Regions from separate parts of the Mus musculus genome. Here region 1 is linked to region 2. A link is a loop called in an ENCODE intact Hi-C map of the cell type or tissue named here. Cell type or tissue: gastrocnemius. All regions are shown on one strand. Each heading gives the region's core, and the rest is flanking DNA. Links, peaks and the distances in the headings are about the cores only. Region 1 overlaps Akap13 (A kinase (PRKA) anchor protein 13). Region 2 overlaps Akap13 (A kinase (PRKA) anchor protein 13).

Region 1 (11,725 bases), core at 1,719-9,718, 110 kb before region 2:
TGAACTGTGTCTATATTAGATTAATTTGATCAGGATTAATCCCCTGATTCAGGTAATAAGAAAGGTATCTTTGTTTTTAAGAGACATATTAAATTACTTAGGGGTACAGAAACCTACGCTCTGAAGGAGAGTGATAAAGAAAGGGAGTATTCTGGAAAAATATGAAATATTGTAACATTTGGTAATTTGAGGGAAGAATGCACAAGTTCTTGATATTTTTTCCATGTACTTTTCTTGCTAGGTATTTCTTCAGTGAGAGTCATTTTACCCATTTTCAAGTCTGAAATTATTTAAAAAATCCTTTTAAAAATAGTGTCATATTTAAACTCCACAATATAATGAATATAATGTACGCATCAAAGAGGCTTTTATATACCAAGAGGAAGGGTTAAAAACTGATATCTTAGCAGTTATGGTTAAGTATAAAGACAGTCCAAAGAAGAAGCAGACACATTTTAGAAGTTAATAAGATCCCAAAATAAGAAAATTGATAAGAAAAGTAGTTAAGGTATACTTAATTTTTTTAAAAAAGTAATATACTCACTGTCCAATCCAGGATGACTGATTGTCATTAATGAGATGGATTTTGTCAATGGAGAAGAAATGGCTGATGTACAGTAGTTAAATCCCTGTTGTTTAGACCTGTAACATGTCTACAAAATTAAAAAAAAATGGAGGATGAGTTCTAAGTACATATTCATATATATAGACGTGCAGAATTTGCATTGACCCAACTTAGTGAAGGAAGAAGTGGAATCCAGTCTGCCTCTGCCACTTAACTGGTACTTAGCTGCTTAGCTTTCTAAGCCTCCTTGTTCCTCCTGGAACTGGTGAGTATTCACCATTTACAGTGGGTTTCCATCCCTCAGAGCATTTAATAAGGTTTCAAATTGAGTAAGAACTCACTAGGTATTTGCTGGTCACACAACCTGGTAAGTAACTTCATCAGAGGTACCAAATTACATAGAGCACTGCTGCTTTGAAAAATCAAACTGTCTTCAGAGATTGACAATAGGACATGTTGTTATTCTGATTATAAGGACTTGGAAACTGAGATGTGAGCAGAAAGCAGTTCAAGAGCAGTAGCAAAGCAGCGTTGCATCTGGGAAGAGGCGAAATCTCTTTCACTTCCTCTTAGATTGACTGTACATGAACACAGGGTGACTGCAATTTAGTAACTTAACTTCCTCAGTAGTTACTGGCAATTTAAATCCATAGCATTTTAAAAGCCATGTAGCCCAAGCAAAAGCAGAGGCTCCTTTTAACATCCCGGAAGCAACCATTTTTTACTTCTGGTGATAAGGGTCTCATGTGTCTTTCATTTTGAGACAGCTCATTCGAATACTCTCACAAGATGAAATCTGCCTTTTTCTGATTCACACAAATTGAGATACTGAACGTCTCCTCCTAGCATGCACTCACTCATTTGGGCCAGAGATTTCTGATTATTTAGAGCTTGTTCCATGTGTAACCATGGAATCTGAGGCAAACAGTTGCTATGTTTCAAATACAACTGTGAGGTCTGAAAAATGACCTCCGAGAACAGCAGACTTTTAAGAGGAAGTTGACTGCAGGCAACTTGTCTAGATCAGAAAGATACATGCAGCACAACACCCACTCTGAGGCTGTGCACAAGAGGAACTAAAGGTAAGATGGAAGCTCTATGAGGACTATGCATTGCATAGCATAGCATAGCATAGCACAGCACAGCACAGCACAGCACAGCACAGCACAGCACAGCACAGCACAGCACAGCACAGCACAGCACACCATGGTACAAAAATGCGGATATTTATCTAGATGTGTTGACTTCATCTAGAAAGATTAAGTCAGAAAGATAGCAATGATAATTAGTACCATTTACTAAAAGAAAGGTCATCTGCCAAACTTCTCAGGGGCATGAAGCTCTCACAGGTAAGGGAGGGATCAACAGACTTTCTTGAGCAGTATGATTGACACAAAGACCATATTTTCTCTAGGGAATAACCATGGGGCATGGATTTTCAAATTGCTAAATTTAATAATGACATGCAATATACTTTAAAACTCAATTTACAATGAACTGAATACATTCCTAATCCTAAAACATTTGCTGTGATGGAATATTTAAATCTGTATAGATTAATGTATTCTTTTTAAAAAATAATATTTTATATTTATTATTATTTTTGTATAGAGTGTTTTATCTGAATGCATGTATCCATGCTACATTCATGTCTGGTGCCCCTGGAGGTCAGAAGAAGATACTAGGTCCTTGGAACTGGAGTCATGGATGACTGTAAGCCACTTTATGTGGGTGCTAGGCACCAAATGTCAGTCCTCTGCAAGAGCAGTAAGTGTTCTTAACCACTGAGCCATCTCTCCAGACCAACTGATGTATTTTTAAATATTCATGTTTAGTTCTAAAAGCGTGTTATTGCTAGAACTGAAGATACTATTTAATAGGTAAGTACTAGTATTTACTAGTACTAATAAAAAGCACAAAAATGAGGTCATATTTGGGGGTAATATTCCACTACCACACCCATCAGCATTCCATACTTATTTTAGCCTTACCTGCTGATCAAACATCCTATGATGCTGTCTCTGGTCTGGCTCCAGATGTTCTTCTGAAAGTGACATCAAAGAGTTTCTCTGTTCCTCACCACCGAAAGGGTTTCTGAGCTCGCTGGAGTTTGCAGAGCTCATTTCTAGAGACGAGGATGGCTTATTTCCAACACCTCCTCCTGTCAAGCCTTCCAGACTGAAACTGAACACAGAGCACAATAGTTCAGTCACTGTTTGTAGGTCTCAGAATGGGAGGTTACAAATATCCCTCTAACTTGTATATTTATTTTTATGTTTCCTACTCAAAGTATCTACAAGAAGGCAGAGCAGATAAGTACCACTCATCTTTGCCCCAGTGGTATTAGATGCTGAAAAAGAACACCAGATGCATTTATTTCCCTACTTCATTCAACTTATCTAATGTTGAATCAGATATCATCATTTTCTCAGCTGTTTTCTCAATATACCATATGTACAGACCATATTTATCTTATCATCTATGTGTGTGTATGCTTTCACTGATGTGATAAAAGTAATTTTTCCAGAATCTGACTCATCTAATGCCAAATGTCACAAAGCACAAGCACAAGGAGTTTTCAGAATGGGAAGTGAGTGACTTGGCTGTGTGCTTACCGTGTGGACCTTGATAAAACGATACTCAATTATATTTTGGTTGACTCTAACAACTTTCTGGATACACTTCTATCCAGAAAGCTCTGGTTTCACTAATGAGCACACCATCTGTGCACACCTGGCCAGATGATGGCTTAGTGAGCATTACTGGCTGCAGAGAGACACATAAAACACTGGGGCATAAATGCTGAGAAAAGTACCAGGGTTTGGAATTTTAAAAGGGAGTTCTGAGGTGCAGATTTTGAGGTCACTTTCTGTAAATAAGGCTGAAGAAGAAGGCTATCTTGTCTACCCTCTTTGGAGTTGCTAACTAGAATAATGCACACATCGGCTATAACTACACTGAAAGAACTTCTTTGAAAGAAGAATACAGTTGTAACTGATTGTGTTTTCAATTAGCAGCCAGCTGGAACTTTATTTGGATGTATACTGAAGCTATATAGTTACTTCTGTTCTGGGACAACGGTACAGTCAATTGCTATAATTAACTTCATAGATGCCGGCTCCAAAGGGTTATTGTTTTCTCCCTAAGTTACTTATGGTCTGAAGCCATATGCCCCTATTTTCTCCAGTGGGTAAACTATTAACACATTTGTTGTTCTTATTTCAGTATGACAACAGAAGCAATAATGAACTACAACTAAATGTGTCTGTGGAACCATTTCTTTTTAACACCAGGCATAAGAAGAAAGTTTACCTAGGTTAAGAAATTTAGTTTTCCACTGTGAAATATGTGAAAAGCCCGAGAAAACCCCATCTATGCTCACCACAAAACTTAATCCTGGAAGCATTTTAATAATTATCTTGCTGCCTAACTCAAAAGACAAATAGGAAATGATGAGGCATCTAAACTCAGAACCTAAATGTAGGACTTGACAGTATAATAGGAACCAGGGCCTATTAGCTGTTTTGATTCATTGTCTAAGAATCTGGGAACTTTGAAAGACAAAGGCAAGGGCTTACAGCACAGAATGAAGGTTCATGCCGAGACCACAGCAATCTATTGCTACTTGAGAGAAACAAAGCAGCAGTGGGGACTGCTCCTAGGCCACAGTCCTGTAATTGGGTTAGTGGTGTCCACAGCGAAGGCGGCAGCGGTATACTATGCTTACAAATATCGCAGGCTGCCCATGTGCATTCCAGCCACAGAGAAGCCAGCAATAGCCCAAAGCCAGAAGTCTTACTTTATGGTTCCTGGTTTGGTGGCTGGACATGAAATACTATACCTTCTGATATTAAAGTCAGCATTCAGGGCAGCCGAGTACTGCACACCAGAGGGACACCAGCTCATACTGGAGATGACATCAAAGGCAGAAACAAGAAATGGAGGAAGAAAAGAGGAAATAGGTTTGGGTTATTCAGTTTAAAAAGAAAGAATATAAAGGTAGACTTACGTGATCATTAAAACAAACAAAACTGAATGTAACATTGAGAATTCAGGAAAAGACTAGAAAAAGAACCACAGGAATTTAATACTGTCCAGTTGACATCCATCCAGACATTGTTTTGGGAAAGATCATGTGAGCTCTTTATGGGATAACTACCCCAAGTGAAACTTAAGAATTTCTTCTACTAATCCCTTGGCAAAAGCTGCACTCCACTCATGGCTCCCTCTGCAGACATTCCCTGAGAGGTGCTCCTAATCTCACCATTGTGGCCAATGTTCCCATCCCTGCTCCCACACCCTTTGACTCACTGGCAGTCACTCCTAGGCCTGGATGGAAAGGAAACAAACAGCTCATGGGCCTCACTGAGAAATCAGTATTTTTTTCTATGTTCCCATTATGGATCCAGATAAGCCAGACAATTTATGAATCTTACACAACAGTTAACCCATAGTTCTTCTTTAGAAGCTATTCACTGGGTTTTCTGCTTAAAATAAGGCAAATACAATAAAGGCCATACCTTCCTTATAGTTTTACACTGATAAGCAGACTTCTTTTTCTAAAGTTCTATGGCAGTAAGATAGAAAGTCTTTTAAAATTTAATTTTGTATTCATTTTCCCCGAGATTTATTTGGTCACCTGCTTTCTTGTTTATCCTATGCAATACAGCAGGGGAGGAAAATCCAGGGTGGAGAGGTTAAATAAATACAGCAGGCAAAAAAGTAACCAGCTATATTAACCTGTCCTCTGTGCCTACAACTTTATCGCTGGCCAGGATCTTCATTTGCTTATTTGTTTAGTTCCTTGAGACACATGCCCAAGGTGTAGTCCTAGGTCACAATTTTGATTCACAAGTATTGCCACCTAAAAAAATACTGCTTTGGGGGCCTTAAAATTCTAAGTGCTTCTGTATTAAAACAACAACAGCAGAGATAACAAAGAGCCCGGGCAGGAGTGAAAGCACTGCTGTAGAGAGCAGAACCGTTCACTGGTCCAACCCCAAGCTTTAACAACTCCGCTTGGTAGACAAGACTTGGGGCAGAGGAAAGGAGCCAGGCGATGGGGAGATGCTGTGACAGTTTCCTTTACAGCTGTTCCAAACGGTATGACAAATTTCAAATCCGATTCAATAACAGTGTAAGGCTCAAGTAAGGAAAAGAAGAAATACATAGTTTAAGGCATCTCTCATCTGGGAAGAAGGATTAGACTAACTCAAAGTGAAACATAATTGACAAACATTCATAAGGCTCAGAAGTCCATTCTTTGAAGTTATTAGTTTTTAAACTCCAACTGGCTACCTAAGTATCTGTTTTCACTACCCACTGCCCCACTGACAGGGTTTCTCTGTGCAGATCAATCTGTCCTGGAACTTGCTCTGTAGAGCAGGCTGTCCTTGAACTCAGAGATCTACCTGCTTCACCTCCCTAATGCTCGGATTAAAAGTGTGTACCACACGCATGGCTCTGATTTCTTATTAAAAACAGAAAATCATTAACTCAATATGCACTATCAAATCATAATTCTTAAAAATAAGAATGATCTCTTTGTAGTTTTAAATATCTCCTCTACTCTAAAGCCATGATGATGCTGTGAAAAGCATTTAAGACGAAGAATAGCACTTGGGAGGCAGAGGCAGGCGGATTTCTGAGTTTGAGGCCAGTCTGGTCTACAGAGTGAGTTCCAGGACAGCCAGGGTTACATAGAGAAACCTTGTCGCGAAAAAAATCAAAAAAAGAAAAAAGGGAAAAAAAAAAGATGCAGAACAGAGTTATACGAGTTTCAGGATTCAGCAAGTTGCAAGTGATCTAAGCCTTCCCTGACTTTTTTCTAAATCAACGTGTATTTCTGAGAGCCTTTAAAGTCATAAGGTTCTTTGACTTTGAGATTTAGTAAGTCCAGTTTATTTTGGAGAACAACTTTCTTCTTTAACACTTGTTAGAATGTTTCAGTTTCATAAGTTTGATTATGAATCATGTTCTCCCTACAAAAGTAATTTTCACTTAGGGCCTACTGTAAGCTCAAGTTATGACGTCTGATGTATGGAGCTTGGGCTGCCCTGCAGGCAGTGACTTGTCGTCCTTCACTGTGTGTGCTTCATATAGTTCATAATGTTAGTTCATGATGAAGCACTTTTACCAGAGAGAGCAATAAACATTTGCAAGGGTTTTAGATACTATCTATTGAGAAAGGCACTTAATAATTTTTTCCCCTGAAGAACAACCTAATATCATGCACGATCATTTGAGGTTCATGAAAATGTCAGAATTTAAGATCAAAACTTCCCCTAAAATATGGAATTAAAGGATACATCTGAAAATGATAAAGTAGGAAGATGACTATTTTGCCTTTCTCACAAATATCCTGCCAATAGATAAAAGCATATTTACAAATGTCTCTTTTTATGAGAAATTAACAATAAAAGAATCACACTTCTGATTTTTAGACTTTTTTTTAAACAATGGAAAAAAATGAGCAATAGCTGTACAAAAGAAGTCTTTAAAACGAAGCAATTGAGCATGTTTTAAATAAATGACTTCTTATTAGCTTCATTTTTTACTTGATAATAATTATCAAGCAATTCAAAAATAGGTATCACTTTATGCTAAATTGCTTTCTAAAAATACTACCAGGATATGTGCGGATTTCTTTTAGCTGGGCGTGGTGGCGCACACCTTTAACCCCAGCACTTGGGAGGCAGAGGCAGGCGGATTTCTGAGTTTGAGGCCAGCCTGGTCTACAGAGTGAGTTCCAGGACAGCCAGGACTGCACAGAGAAACCCTATCTCGAACCTCCCCCCACCAATTACTACCAGGTGGCCAGCTAACAAAAATCTTTCTTTATATTGTTCAAGAATGTACTGAAAATATTTTAGAACCTATGTGTGAGCAAGTACAAATATATTTTGGCTATTCTTGTTTTCTTTTTTGCTTTTTAAAAAAAGATTTATTTTATTTATGAGTACACTGTAGCTGTCTTCAGACACACCAGAAGAGAGCATAGGATCCCATTACAGATGGCTGTGAGCCACCATGTGGTTGCTGGAATTTGAACTCAGGACCTCTGGAAGAGCAGTCAGTGCTCTTAAGCACCGAGCCATCTCTCTAGCCCTATTCTTGTTTTCTTTTCCTTTCTGGAGACAGAAGAAAAGTATCCCCCAAGGTCCATTATTTATATATAACATAGAAAAAGCTCCTGAATTCTCCTAGAAAAAAGTTAAGTGTGTGTGTATATTACAAATTTAGAGAAAGAGACTTAGTTTAGATTAAAGAAAGTATTTCCTGTTAGGTGGCCAAAGCATCTAGATTTTATTTGCTTGCATCTGAAGTAAACGTTTAAAAATGTGCTCCGATCACGGTAACCAGATGAGATGCTTGTTAGTACACGCTCAGAAGATGACATGGTTAGTTCGAATCAGTGAACTCTGTACCTTCTCCTATGAATGGGAGGTCTCCTGACAACATGCCCAAGAGCTCGCATTGAACTGAAAATGAATGACGGAAGAGGTCAGCAATGGAGGTGAAGCATGACACACAAATGCTTTTGTAAAACAGAGGTCACACTGAGAAGAGACACAATCCCAAAGACAACCAGCACAACAGGGAAGAGACTGAAAGACTGGCACGAGACACATGTCAGGACCCCGAATGCCTGACAAAAAGTGCTGGTTTTTTGTTACTTGGTGCTCCAAGTAGCTAATTAGTTATCTAAATATGGAGATTAGAGTAAGTTATAAAAGTAAATGGGTCAGAAAAAAGTGCCATTCAAAACATTAAAAGGGGTTTCCTTCAGGCTTTAAAATCTAGGTAACAAAATATACAATAAAAGTATATGAATTAGTCAAACTAATATAATGGTAAACCTAACTACTACTCCACTGCATCTCAAGGTATTAAGACAGTACTAGATAATCCTTTACCCTAAGCTCAAACAGGCACGATAGATGGACTTAAAATACAAATAGGTAACAAGCCTAAGATCCTTATGTAACCCTGGATGAGTCTTTAAATCTGGCTTCAATTTCTTCATCTGAGCTACATAATTCAAATATATATATACCTCTGCAATCAGTCATCACAAACAGATCGATAATGAGTTGTGTAGATATTTATAAAATAAATCCCCATTCCCTGATCAGTCCTTCATTGTCTAAGACAAGGATGTCTTATCAAGAAGTGATTTGGGCTTCAGGGAGTGATCTCTGCCCTTATGGCCATGCCTCAGGCCCAGATGAAGGTTTGAAAAGAAAACTACATGTATACAACTGGGAAGGAAAGTGGTTAGAAATTATTTTTTTTAATATAACCTCAGATTTCAAAAATATATAAACAGAGCATAACAAGATGAAGAACATTTTGTTTTTTTTAAGATTACCACCCTAATTTCATGGAAGAATATGGGATTGTACAATGACTTGACTGTGACTAGAAATTTTAGATTCTATTGTAGAGGATATAAAGTGTCTGCAACAGTCTTATTACAAAACTATGGGGAAAATAATACTTGAACCACAGAGAAGATTAAAAAATGGTGTAAGACTATGAAAAAGTCTGAAAAAATGGCAAGCCAGTGAAGTAGAGTCTGATTCTGAGCCCTGTGAAGGCAGGGATTACTGTCTTGTTTATATCTGTTTCTCCAGAACCTAGAACACTGCCAAACATTAAAAAAAAAAAAAAAAGCAGCTTAATCTGTGCTGGCTGATTAAAAGAATAAATGAAGGTCTGGAAACTGGCTCCGTAGGACCTATTTTTTCAAAGGACCCGGCTTTGATTCCCAGCATTGATGTGGTGCTTCACCATACAGCTGCAGTTATAGATATCCCAGTTCTAGAGAATATGATGCTCTCTTATGGTATCCTTGGGCTATACAGCCATAATATAATGAGGAAAAGAAGCCTCCCCAATAATCATATTATTTATAACAACTTTTAAATCAACTATTAGTAGCTGAATATGATAACTCCTGTCTACAATGTCTGCACTTCAAGGACTCAGCGAGGGCAAAGCATGTTAAGTTCATGGCCAGCTTGTACTCCATCTATCCATCCATTCAGACCTTATTCCAAAAATCAGTCAAGAACAAAAGCAAACAAAACCCCTACACAATAAGCAGTACCCTGTTTTACTGGCTGAGAGCATCTCTTAGGCAGGTAAAGTGGCCCTGGGGCAAGTACACCTTGCAGTACTTGGTCTATAAAACTAAACAGACAGATCACAAGCCAACTTAAGGTCTAATGATGGGATCACTTGCAAATATCCCTAAACTGTATGACACATAGAAAGGTACCAACAATTTGCGTGTGTGTCATGAGTCTTGTGATCTCTTGAGAATTACACATTGATAACTAATACATTATCAAATTTCTGTATTACAAACATATGGCTTTGATTCTCAAGGGACACCGAAGCACATTGATGTGTTAAAGACTGCAAGATTTCATATTTACTTAATTAAAAATTAACAGACTTCTTTCTTCCAGATTCAAGAACTTCACTGATTAATCTGGTAAGAATAAGCATTATCCTTTACTAATATTCATTATGTGGCAGAAATAGCTACACTATCAAAAATATATTGAAAAGAAGTATTCTGAAGATGAGAAAATTAAATCTTACACTGCTTAAGTAGCTGCCCATCATCTACACTGAGGTTATGGAGTTGGAGTCAGAATGCACATCTGCCTGGTTTCATTTGGGTTACCTTTCTTCTACCATAGTGTCTCCTAATTTTTTTTTTTTTAAACCAGTAAGTAACAATGCTAAATCAGATACTTCTGAAAAGAGAACAAACAGCGAGTTATGGAATGCACAGGTCCCTGTCTTACCTCCGCTGGTTCATTTCTGCATCACTGGCTGCGTTCTTCCCAGGTCCCCAGCTGTGCCTCCGGAAAGGAGAAAGAGAACGCATGGAGCTCCTCAGAAAAGAGCAGTTGGCAGGCACTTCAGTGATGCTGTCCATCTCCTCCTCTTCCATTTCACCAGAGCCAGCAGGCTCACTCTCACTCTCTCGACTCTCAGGTGCCTCGACTCCAGGGCTGAAAAAGCCATTGGCACTTTGATGATTTCTGGATCTGTTTAACTTTGAAGTCTGAGGAAGGGACACGTCACTGCCATGAGAAGAATGTCGATCCAGGGAAGCTGTGTCATCTGTGGAAGAACTGGATCCTGTTGTATCACAAAGTAACTGCTCTTCTTCAGGCTGTAACAGAGAGAGAGAGAGAGAGCACACAGGGTTGAAACCAACAAGCCAAGCAGATATTCTGTCCTATAAGACCCAGCCAATGCCTCATAGTTGATTGGATACAAGCAAGAGTAATAATCCACTTCAAGCTGATTTAAAAAAAAAAATCTATGACCACAATTAGATTCTAAGTCCTCTGGTTCTTAACCTGTGGGTTGTGACCCCCTTGGCAAATGTCTATCCCCCCAAATATTTATATTACAATTCTTAGCAAAATTATAGTTATGGAGTAGCAATGAAAATAATGTTATGGTTGGGGGCCACCACAACATAAGGAACTGTACTGAAGGGTCCCAGCATCAGGAAGGATGAGAACATAAGGAACTGTCCTGAAGGGTCCCAGCATCAGGAAGGATGAGGACATAAGGAACTGTACTGAAGGGTCCCAGCATCAGGAAGGATGAGAACATAAGGAACTGTCCTGAAGGGTCCCAGCATCAGGAAGGATGAGAACATAAGGAACTGTACTGAAGGGTCCCAGCATCAGGAAGGATGAGGACATAAGGAACTGTCCTGAAGGGTCCCAGCATCAGGAAGGATGAGGACATAAGGAACTGTCCTGAAGGGTCCCAGCATCAGGAAGGATGAGGACATAAGGAACTGTACTGAAGGGTCCCAGCATCAGGAAGGATGAGGACATAAGGAACTGTCCTGAAGGGTCCCAGCATCAGGAAGGATGAGAACATAAGGAACTGTCCTGAAGGGTCCCAGCATCAGGAAGGATGAGGACATAAGGAACTGTACTGAAGGGTCCCAGCATCAGGAAGGATGAGAACATAAGGAACTGTCCTGAAGGGTCCCAGCATCAGGAAGGATGAGGACATAAGGAACTGTCCTGAAGGGTCCCAGCATCAGGAAGGATGAGGACATAAGGAACTGTACTGAAGGGTCCCAGCATTAGGAAGGATGAGAACATAAGGAAC
Region 2 (11,725 bases), core at 1,416-9,415:
CAAGATCCAATTTACACTGATTTATTATCTATCAGTCACGCTGTAACACCCTAGGATTACGGTGCAGTGCTCACGGGTACAAGATGTAGAAATGATATCTAACACAGCATCATCACTGCTAGCCACACAGGTGGGCACTTTTTCCTCTCTTCAACTACTTCCTGGTTTGCTTTTCCAGGGCAGCCCTTATATGAACTGCATTATTTGATTTTTTTTCCCAAATTTTTATTTTTTAAAATTTTTCCATTATTTGATTTTTTTAAAACAAACTCAATAGACAAACTCAAAGCTGTCAAGATATTATCTTATTGGCCTAGTCGGCCATCACTGGAAAGAGAGGAACGCCAGGGCCAAAAAGGGGGAGTGGGCGGGTAGGGGAGTGGGGGTGGGTGGGTATGGGGGACTTTTGGTATAGCATTGGAAATGTAAATGAGCTAAATACCTAATAAAAAATGGAAAGAAAAAAAAAGATATTATCTTATACTTGGATTACATAGACTATTATAAAGTGTTCAGTTTGAAATAGTAACTGATAACTTAAGGGAAATTATAAGAATTCTTGACTGTGCAAATTAAAAGCTCGTAGCTTTTTATTTCAAAATACTTCTTGATTTGATAACCAACCCTTGCTCCTAAAGAGTGTCTTGGCTCACAAGAAATAAAAATTACATGGTGCTATAAACATAGGACTACTTTGTAAGATTTAAGCTCTAAGTTTTCATTAGCTAAAAGGTACCTGTAAATATAATAGATTTTTTTTTTTCTTTTCACTTCACAATGAAACTACCTTACATGGCCAGCTATCCTTACATGGCCAGCTATCCTGGATAAATACGAAACAAGAGAAAAGTGTGTAAGTGTTGAGTCTAATTGGACATCAGTGAAAATTTGTAATTTTACTACCAAACAGAAGCCTTTGTTTTGATTCTAGAAATATATTAATAGATAAACTAAAATGATTTGATTTTAGAAATAGCCTATACCAAAGCCTTTCACAACACAGTGTACTGAACATACTAATCCCTATTCCATTTGTAAATGATAAAATCATAATTTGCGTTGTCTAAACTGCCTAGTAAAAGTGAACCCCCAAACTTTGTTACACATCCTAAGATACCTTTAAGATAGATGGCTCAATAAAACTGAAATGATATTCTTCAAGCAGCCATTTGAAAGTCTCTAAATTTTGTTCACTTTCTATTACTGGAGGAGGAGAAAGCAGGGATGCTGAGGAAGGTCAGAAGGCTGCGTATGGAAGCCAAGTCTCTCTTCCCATCCTGGATTCCAGAGAGCAAACTCAGGTAGTCAGACTTGTATAACAAGCATTTTTACCTTCTGACTCCCTCTAGCCTCAAAGTTATTTTGAATGGAGCATTTTATTATGAATTGCGGCCAGTCTCTAATGTTAATTACTGTAAAGATGAGTTTAATTTTAAGAATAAGAAATTGTTTCAAAGTCTTTGAAATATTTTCATTAAATGTCACTATATACCATACATAGTATGCGCTTTATAAGGCATTCAAATATCCAAAAACATAAAAAGTAGACGAGTCTCTATGCTATTTATCTCAAGATGAACTATATTATATCTCCAGACTTCAATAGAAGAAAGGAAAGCAATAAAAACTGCTTTAAAAGCCTTTATAACTTCTTTATAGTTTCCCTTTTCCTTTTGAATCAGGATTTCATATAGCCTGGATCATTCTCAAACTTGTTAAGTGGCGGAGGACGGTCTTAGCCGCCTAATCGTCCTGCTTTATAATCTCCTTTTACTGTAAGATTCTTATCAGAAACACACACACAAAGGAGAAAATAAGTCAGTCCTGGTGGCTCACCCATGTAATCTCAGTGCTCAAAGGTGGGACAGGGTGGTGACAACGAGATCCTCTCAAAATACCTTTTCCCACAAAAGACGAACATTAGAAGAGGAGGACGCTTATAACTGTTTTACATGATGGAAGAATTTTTCCTATAATTTAGAAATGTCTCATTGTTCCAACCTATTTACAGAAAATATTTGATAAAAGGTGACAGACTAGCATGAAAATGTAGCTGCTTTCTGAAGGTCAATCAATCATCTGGTTTTAGTAAGAACTAAATGTAGCAAAACACAGACAATGAATCATACAGAGAACTCAAAGAAAAACCAAAGCCAGCTATCTGAATAAAGCATGACATTAAAGGGGAGAACAAGGCACAAAGCTTTTTCTTCTTAGAACTCAGATGACTGGAAATGGCAGGGCTCACCCTAGAATAAGCAGAAAGGGCACAGAGACAGCCCTATCAGGAACACCTGCTACCAAAAAAAAGAAAAAAAAAAAAACAAAACAAAAAAACCAGTGACTATTTATCCAGTAACTGCAATGCCAAAGCACTGTACAGACTTCTATCAAGAATTCTGATTGGCCGACAAGGGCCCTCAACAGACAGGAAGTCGGAGGCTATCACTATCACTGACTCACGGAAACCATCAAAGTCACCCCCGGGAAGAGACACAGACTTGGTGACAGGCTAAGAATTCAACTCAAGAAATTAAACTCCTTTTGTAGTTCCCCAAAGAGGGAAGAGGAAGGGAGGGTAAGACAGGCACCTTTCTAGAATGTCTGCTCAGGTGAAACAATGTCCACCAAGCAGCAGGGATTCCTAGAAAAGCTGAATTAACATACACGGGCATGCAAAACAAACCCGTGCCCTTATGAAGCTAACACTTTAGCTGAAATAAAAGGGCGATGGGCTAAACATGCAGTGAATGGGAAGCTAACTGCATAGAAAAGTGTTCGAGCATGTCCAGGAAGTAGGCCGGTGTGCAGATACACTGGAGTGCTTTTAGAAAAAGCATGCTGAGGAAGTTCCTAAGGGAAGGAAAAACACAAGTCTAAGATGACCGCAAGAGCGGACCGAAGCCAGTTTGATCCTGGGTTATAAAGTTAATCCCATGATATGAATGAGGTGTTAAAAGTTGTGTGGGTTCTGTACCCGACCCACAGCCTTCAATATCCATCTCCACTCCTCAATTACAAAATGTTACAAGAATCCAATGACAGTAGCTGAAAGAGGCAAGTAAACAAAAAGTCTCAAACATGATGACCAAAGCAGGGGGATGCAGCTGGGAGACTCTACCAGTTTCTCACACACCATCCAGAGTACAACAGAGATCCGCATGCTGAAGTGATGCCACAATTACCCCTACCCTCCAGTGGGTACACGAGAGTCTTTCTGAACTCTGACATAACTGGGCACTTCCTATCAAAAATCAATGAAATTAGGCGAGTGGAGGAATAATGAGGCTATTGAGGAGAGAAAATTTGAATCAGTAAGAACAATAGAGAATAGAAGACCTCAGTAAGGGAAAAGCTGATAAAAGAGAATAAAAATTGAGTATTCTGAGCTACAAGTGAATGGATGAGTCAAGAATGACAAAAATAGTATCAGAGTGCAATGCTGACTCTGGTCAGATTAGAACACTAGGGCAGCAGTATTCAGGATCAAGAAACACAAATAGACACCCATAGAGGGTGTGGCTAGGGCGCTCCTGGGAAACACACACACAATGGGGGTTAATTTTAATCACAAATTCTAATTAAGAAGAAATGAATCCATACGACTAATCTCATTTCACTTCCTGGCAGGAGTCTACCCAGGGACTGACTCCTAGTTAGAGAACCCTTCTCCCTTCCCAACAGGAAGTTGATAGCAGTGCCCCGATGACTAGTAATTGATTTCTTAAATCGTGTTTACATTTATAAATGCAGTGGTAAGTAGCCCAGCACTCCATAGTGTTCTATGGCTTGTAAGTCCAAGGCATTGCCTTTATGTAAAATATGTAAGACCCAAAATTAACCCATAAACCCCACCTACGCAAGGGAGGTAACTTCTGTATTCTGGGAGCTGCAGTTCTTAGAAAATAACAATGAAGCCATGGGAAAATACAGTGGTTGAATGGTTTTGTCCATAAAAAGACATACAACAAGTGTCGTGGGCCTCTCAGCTAGGAATTCCAGGGAGTGGACCCGGCCAGAATTCACCAAGTCAGTATTTAATATTTAATAAAGCTTGCTTCAAAATTTGGAGGAATACTCTATATAATGTTGATAGCTTCATTATTTCTCCTTAAAGAATAATGGTAGAATTAGTCTTTCTCTTTCAAATCTCAGGATTAACAAAGACACTGTGCACCCCAGACATGAGGTATGTATTATTAATTAGGTTTTCTGTTTTGGTTTTGTCACTGTGAAACTCACAATAAAATAAATTCTGAAGCATCATCATGATAATCACATGAGAATGTATACCTCCCATGTAGCTCTCAGTTTTCTCAAGCTCTAACAAATTAGTGGGTTTGTTCCTTTTTTTTTTTTTTTTTTTTTTTGCTGATCCTAATACTGATACCCTTCAATTTGTAATGTCACTTTACTTCTAGGTAGGTTCATACGTGTGTGGAGCAAACAAAAGCACTAGCAATATACTTAAAGATCTAACAACAGCTGTTAGGTGAGCACTCTGCTTTGCTCCTTCTATTACTCTATACTAACCAAATATGTGTGCGTGTGTCCCCGTCCCCACCAAGAATAAAGAAGCCCAGTATATTATATAGGCCAGCAATCCCAGCACTCAGGAGGCTGAGGTAAGAAACAGAGTTTCACGCCCAGGTTTAGCTGTTTGCTACCAAACTTGGTCTCAAAATAAAGAGCAAAATTACAAATAATTGATGAAGGCTAGAAAAGACACCATTTAGATACTTACCAGGAGCAATTGTCTCCAACGTATCAGAACTGACTTTCCGGGTACTTGTGCAGTGATAGAGGGTAGAGCCAGAAAATATCAAGTAAAAAATAGCATCATCTTCAACTTTGTCCTCTTCAGCAAGCAATACTGTAACAACACAATCGCCCTGGAAAAGAGTCCACAAGTCTGTATTAGTAAGGTTCCTATTGGGAGCCTGCTAAATTTTACATCTCATAAATTACTACTAAGTCTATCCATTTCCCAACAAAGGTGAGGGTATATAGATCTGCTTTGAAATGGTAACGTGTGCATTCAAACTCCACCTACAAAGATTGACTTAGATCCATCAAACTTAACTTTCCTGGACTTGTATAAATGGAAACAACCCTTCTGCCTTTAGAGTTGCTATATGAAACTCATGAGCAGAGTGGACTTCCCATCTATTTAAATAAAAGGTCACTTTGAATAGCCTGTGCCTCTCGATCATCTGACATCCCTGTTCTCCTCCTTCACTCAGCCTTCCAGGAAGCCTTTAAAACGAGGTAAGTGTCATGCCAGTAACTATGCAAACAACTTCACAACTATTGAGGATGACAAACATCTTTGTCTGCCAGTTTCAAATACTCTATCAGTTTTTATAAGTTGGCTTTAAAAAAAAAAGCTAAAGCTTGTAGTTAAATATACACTGTGACATGCAGCCCTAATTAGCATTCTTCTCAAATATAAACATAATTTGTGCTATAACCATAAGCTAACAAGAACAGGGAAAAAACCTTTAACACATCAAAGCTTAGGGTACTGAGATTTAATATTCTTCAAATCTTAATAATGAAGTACAGAAACATCAATTTAGGAAAAAAAAACCTGGACATTTTAACATAAAATTGGGGAAAGAATTATCATTTAATTTGTATGTCTTCATCTTTTTCATTTTAATCAACAACAAGGTATGTAAGGGAATCATGCCACCCTGTGGCCACATTACTAAACCCAGAATCAGTAGAGAAGGCAGCATTTTGATATATGCTGAAAACTTAAAATTATATCATCAAACCTAAGGTTAAGTTTAATAAATGTTAAGAGCATGTTGACTTTATAGACTGAGTTCAAAGTGTTTCCTGGAGCATAAATGTTGTTTTTATTTTATACCCAGTGCTCAAGTCCACCGAATTCGACACATAAGTCAGAATGAACCATAACCCCAAATAAGCCATAACTTATTTGGCTATAACTGGAACACTCCAAAGCACCATAACACAGAGCTATTATGGTCAGAAATGAATTATCATTAGTTTTGATCACTACTCCAAATTGTAGTTTGGCCTTACATACACGCCGTTCTCTGGAAATGATTTTAAAAGGCTTAAACCAGAGAAATGTCATCCTTTAGTATGAGCCAATCAGCTTGAATGTCTGAGGCACAATGAGAACAGTCCATTCTCTGTAGGTACTGAAGACCCCTCATGTTCTACAAATAAAACCAGAGAAGTTTCATCTTTTCCTTCATGTGCTGGAAACTAAGACCTATGGCCCACACCCTCTGCCTCTAGCTTGCTTTGTTACGTAACTCCATGCCACAGCTGTGCCCATTCATCCACACTTACACGCTTGCCTACACCTTCACACGAGAGGAAGTCCACTCGCATTTCTAACTGAAATTTCTAACTTAGATTTCTAAACTGGCACTCTAAGACAGAATCCTTCTTTTCAGACCCCAGAACTTCTCTCACATGAGGAGGGTCTTCTTGCTGAGGTTCTGTCTGTGCCCTTACTAGTTAATTTGGGGCTTCCTTTCAATGAGGGCAAGAGGTGGCTGACAAAAGCAACTGACATCCTTTTAACAAAGCATTAATACAAAATTACTAAATTCTGAATTGTTTTCATACTTTTAACCTATACCCAAGAGAAGAGAACAAAGCTTTACTAACCTCAAGGCAATTCAAAGGCTGAGTTCCAAAGGCACTTGGAACTAAATGTAGTTGATTCCCTCTAATAGTAACAGAGAGCAAACACACTCCACATTTCCCAGGTGCATAGAACTCCTATTTTATGGAAGTTCACGAGTTACCTAGTGTTACTGGAGATGACTCTGAAAGATCAAGCACGCGGGCTTGGTTGTATGTAGGAGAAGAGTCTCAGATCTCCGTCAGAACTTTTATCCAGGTGACTGGTTACTTGATCTCTACTCTCTGTGAGAGAAGCTCTGATCGATCACTCTGTTGTTCAAAACTAGGCCCAACTCTCAGAATACACAGGTTGACGAGTCTGGTTGAACAGCTAACAAGTCTGCCACACTGCTAACTACACAGATGAGCTGAATAACAAAAATAATGGTCAAGATATTCTCAATTACTATTTTAGTCAGACCCAACAACAAGAAAAGACTGCACCTATGCCATCAATCTCCAGCAACATAAGCCTAAGAAACAGTGCAGCCCTTACAAAGACAAAAATTTCCCTCTCTTCATTAATGAGAAGTGTATACTTGAGTTTGATCATTTTTAGGGCCATAATTTCACAATAACTAATGAGAAAGGTAGTCTATATTAGGCATTATCTTATAAGCATAGATGATCTCCCAAATAAAAATGTATAGTGATTAAAAAAACTGCTTAATTATCCATAAAAATGGGTTTTTAATATAAGGATTTAAAAAAAACTAAAGAATTATAAATGGTGGGACGTCTCAGTTGCCCACATCTTTTACTTACTTATACAGAAGTTACTGTAGTAGTAGCAATGCAAGAATTACCTTATGATTTAGATAAAAACTGTTTTAACTCTGACTCTCCACCAGAACTCCAAGAATATGTGTTCTTTTTCCATACCAAAGATTGCCTCTCTACAAGACCTTGGCAAAGACTCTATTCCACAAAATACTAGTCACCTAGGACCTTTCTTCAATAAGCAGGAATAACTTGGGGGAAGGAAGTAATAGAATGGAAAAGAGCTATGCATTTCAGAAGTGAATTAATTATACTGTAGAAGTGGACTGAAGAGACAGTATGTGGGAAACAGGGTAAATAGAGATACAGGAAAATGAAGAAGGAAATTTGGGGGGAAGAAATGGTAAAAGAGAGAAATCACTGATGTCTTATATAATGTTGGCCACACATATCAGAAGGTAAGTTTGGTCAGCAGTAAGATGACTATGGCAATAGCTTGGGCCAACTCATGAGAGTCAGCTGTTAAATTTCTGGGAATTCTATAAGCCAACTGCAGAGCACAATTATTATTAGAAATTAAACTTACAAATAACTAAAATAGATTAATTAAAAGCATATATAATACCTAAAAGCCCTGTATTATTAAGGCTACATCATACTATAATATCTTGAGATTTACATTATGGTCTGCATATGGAAGAACATTTACATAATAGTGTGCTACTAACATTTTTTCCCAGGATTCATTGCTTGCCAATTCAGCCTCAGTAAAAAGGGAGGGAAAGCTTAAAATCAACCCTTAAAGGCAAAATTATGTTACTAAAATTGCCAAATGCTACAAAACAAGGGCTGTCTTTTCCTGTTGTGATAAAATAATTCTGATTAAAGTAACTTAAGGGAGAAAGGGCTATTTCTTTAGCTCAGTTCCAGGTTACAATACATCATGGGAGAGAAGTCACAGAGGCAGGAGCGTGAAGCAGCAGGTTACATTCCATCAAACAAAAAGCAAACAAATGTTTACAAATGTTTACAAACTACTACTGCTCAGTTCACTTTCTCCCTTTAAGTCAGGGAACCGTGCCACCCACAGTGGGCTGGTCTCGCCAGCTTAATTCATATAATCAAGATAATCTCCATAGGTAAAAGAGGCTCATATCCCAAGTGATTCTAAATTCTATCAAGTTGACAATGGTTGACAGTAACCATTATGAGAGCTTTTTATTCCCCTTTAGAAGCAACAAGTCCTTCCACCTGGTCAGCAAAAGGCAGGAAGGTGAATAATTTCCACAGCAGGCCCAGCTAAGGCGCTGCCCTTTTACCTGTTTCAACTTGGCAGTATGTTACTTACATACCCTGCGCTGTAAAGAAGGACAGTAATGCTGCTTAGCTCATGAGATTACTGAAGGAATCCAATGACTGATTAAAAAAGAAATGAAAAAAAAGCACTTGCAGCAACTGCATCGGCCGTCATTCCAACAGCACCAACATTATACATGGAGCTTGCCTAGTCAAGAAATCTGAAAGGCTCCAAAAACAGAGAAAACTTTTTTAAACATTTTTTAAAATTACATATTTTCTTAATTTACATTTCCAATGCTATCCCAAAGTCCCCCATACCCCCCAACTCCTCTACCCACCCACTCCCACTTCTTGGCCCTGGCGTTCCCCTGTACTGGAGCATATAAAGATTGCAAGACCAATGGGCCTCTCTTTCCAATGATGGCCGACTAGGCCATCTTCTGATACATATGCAGCTAGGGACATGAGCTCTGGGGGGTACTGGGTAGTTCATATTGTTGTTCCACCTGTAGGGTAACTTTTTGGTTCACCAGTCTGTCCCTGTGGTGGTGTGAATGATATGCCCTCCAAAGTCTCAGATACTAAATACTTGGCTTCCAGTTGTTGGTGGTGTTTGTCTAAGGAGGCTCAGAAAGTCTGACCTTGATGGAGGAAAAGTAACTAATACTTTTATTTTAATAAAAATGTTTTGGAATATGGTGGTGGTGCATACCTTTAATCCTCACGTTCAGAAAGCAGAGGCAGAAGGCTCTCTGTTGAGTTTGAGGCCAGCCTGGTCTATAAATTGAGTTCCAGGACAGCCAGGGTCACACAGAGAAACCCTGTCTCAAAAAACAAACAAGCAAACAAACAACAACAACAACAAAAGACCAAAAAGCTTTGGATGTGGGAACATTTCTGGTTTCAAACTTTTACATATGGGATGTTTAACAAGTCTAATCGCTTCTCTGCAAATATTCTAAATCCCCAAAATAAATTCAAGTTCCAAAAATTCTAGTCTAAAGTACTTATGAGACAATTATGAAATCAATATTGTAATACTGTAAACTCTATCAAATCCTTTTATTCAGTGATATAATTTTCATCTATAATACAGTTGTATTATAAAGTACCTAGTACATATTGGGAAAAGCCACCAGAACTTGAGAACAGTTCTTCCTAGAGAATAAAAAGGCACTTTTAATGAGCTTGTCTTATTTCTGAATTTGGGGGCATTTAAAAATGGGCATACATGCCAAGATGTACGCTTTTATGTGTGTGGGTCCATGCATGTAGAAGCAACGATATTCACTGAGGCAGGGTCTATCACTGAACCCAGACCTCATCCATTTGGCTAGTCTAGCTAGCCATCATGCATCAGGAAGCCGCTATCCCTGGCTATAAATACTAGGACTACAGGCAGGCTGGGTTCTGGGTTCAGCTTTCGTCTGGGTTCTAGGGATTCAAATCCCAGCCTTCCACTCAGATGGCACACTTTATTCATCGAGCCATCTCGCTAGGTCATCTTTCCACTTTTTGACAACATGGAGTCTGTTGTGGCAGTTTCCCTTTTTTAATTGGCATGCAAGGTTAACAGGATTCATTATCACATTTCAGCACACTATTTGCTTTCATTATTCTTCTCTCATCTCCCCAAGCCTTGCAAAAATCTTAAGAAAAACCTACTACTATTTTTCTGCTAAGGAACACAGCAGTAAAATGACTCCTGATGACATGCTGCTGTACCCACAGATCAGTGCTTTGTTCAAGCCACATCAGGGAGGCTCTTCCTTGCAGTAGATGGGAATTTCCACAGACCTACAACTGGACAGTGAGCAAAGAGTGACACTCAGTCCTCAACATGATGTCTTCATCAAACCTCTCCCCTCAAGCCTCAAGGATCGAAGTGGAAGAGAAGGCAGACAGATTCTAAGAGTTGACAGATGACTCCAAGGAAACAGCATGTTCCAGACACAGGAGGACTGATGCACGTATGAGCTCATGAAGACTGGCAGCACACAAATGGTCTACACAGGTTCAAGATGGACAAGATGCCAGTACTGAAAGGTAGAAGTGGACTTTGGGTCCCAACCCTAATCAAGAAGCTGTCTGCAACGGATACCCACTGGCAAAGAGAACAATCAGGTTTTTTCCAACACATTCTCATTGGGTATATCAACCACGCTTAAGGGTTGACTAGGAGTAGTTGGTCAACAGAAAATGAACTCAGTGGTATTTTTGTGGACTCTTTTAACATTTTTTTGTCTTATTGATTTTTTTTTTGCTTGTTTGTTTTTATTTTCATTTTTGTGAGGGTCTTATTTCTTGGATTTTTTTTTCTTGTTGTTTTGTTTTCTTGTATTTTTTTGGTGGTGGTTGAGAGACAGAACATAAAGTTGAGTGGGTAAGGAGGTGGGAAGGATCTAGGGAACAGAAAAACGCCATCAAAATATATGTTATGGGAAAAAATATTGAGACAGGGTTTCTCTGTGTAGCCCCGGCTATCCTATAACTCATACTGTAGATCAGACTGGTCTTGAACTCAGAGCTCCACCTGCCTTTGCCTCTCAAGTGCTGAAATTAAAGGCACATGCCACCACTGCCCAGGAAAAAAAATTTTAATTAAAAAAAGAGAGAGAAAAAAAAGAGTGAGAACAAGTTGAATGGATAGGGGGTGGGGGTGAATCTGGGAGGAGCTGGGAAGAAGAATAAGTATGATCAAAATATGTTGTATGAAATCCTCAAATAATTAATAAATATATTTTTAAAAGACTTCCCAGCTATATACAATGCATGATCCTGGTCTGAATGTTGTTTTATAATTGTTATTACATTATTAGGACAACGAGCAAAACTTGAATAAGATTTACATAGTTAATTTTGTATCAATGTTCAAATTCCTGGGTTTTTCTAATTATGCTTTGATCATATGACAGTATCCTTGTTCCTTGCCTTCAGCGAATACATAATGAAATATTAAAGATAAAATAACATAATGACTACAACATATCTTTAAATGTTTTGGAAGAGTACAGGGGGGGGGGGGGCAACAGAG

What was found. A loop is a pair of places that touch in the nucleus more often than their neighbours do. Peaks named below come from ENCODE experiments on the same cell type or tissue, not always from the same donor. Only the 100,000 strongest peaks of a DNase experiment are listed, where the experiment ranks them.
Region 1: it touches region 2 in a loop (2.6-fold over the local background); 2 of 42 quality-filtered maps call a loop at or near these places.

What each region holds. Positions count from the first base shown.
Region 1 is chr7:75,676,141-75,687,865 of GRCm38, reverse strand. Akap13 (A kinase (PRKA) anchor protein 13) reads right to left here. Exons shown (of 37, transcript NM_029332.1): 11 at 10,387-10,760; 12 at 7,993-8,046; 13 at 2,557-2,749; 14 at 545-653. Among named protein-coding and RNA genes, the nearest start is that of AU020206, 100 kb to the left of the region's middle. In gastrocnemius, for the core only: a CTCF peak has its summit at 4,783 (motif pointing left); no DNase peak of the experiment used is centred there; H3K27ac peaks cover 3,674 bases.
Region 2 is chr7:75,563,051-75,574,775 of GRCm38, reverse strand. Akap13 (A kinase (PRKA) anchor protein 13) reads right to left here. Exons shown (of 37, transcript NM_029332.1): 3 at 4,745-4,892. Among named protein-coding and RNA genes, the nearest start is that of Akap13, 110 kb to the right of the region's middle. In gastrocnemius, for the core only: a CTCF peak has its summit at 5,703 (motif pointing left); no DNase peak of the experiment used is centred there; H3K27ac peaks cover 1,009 bases.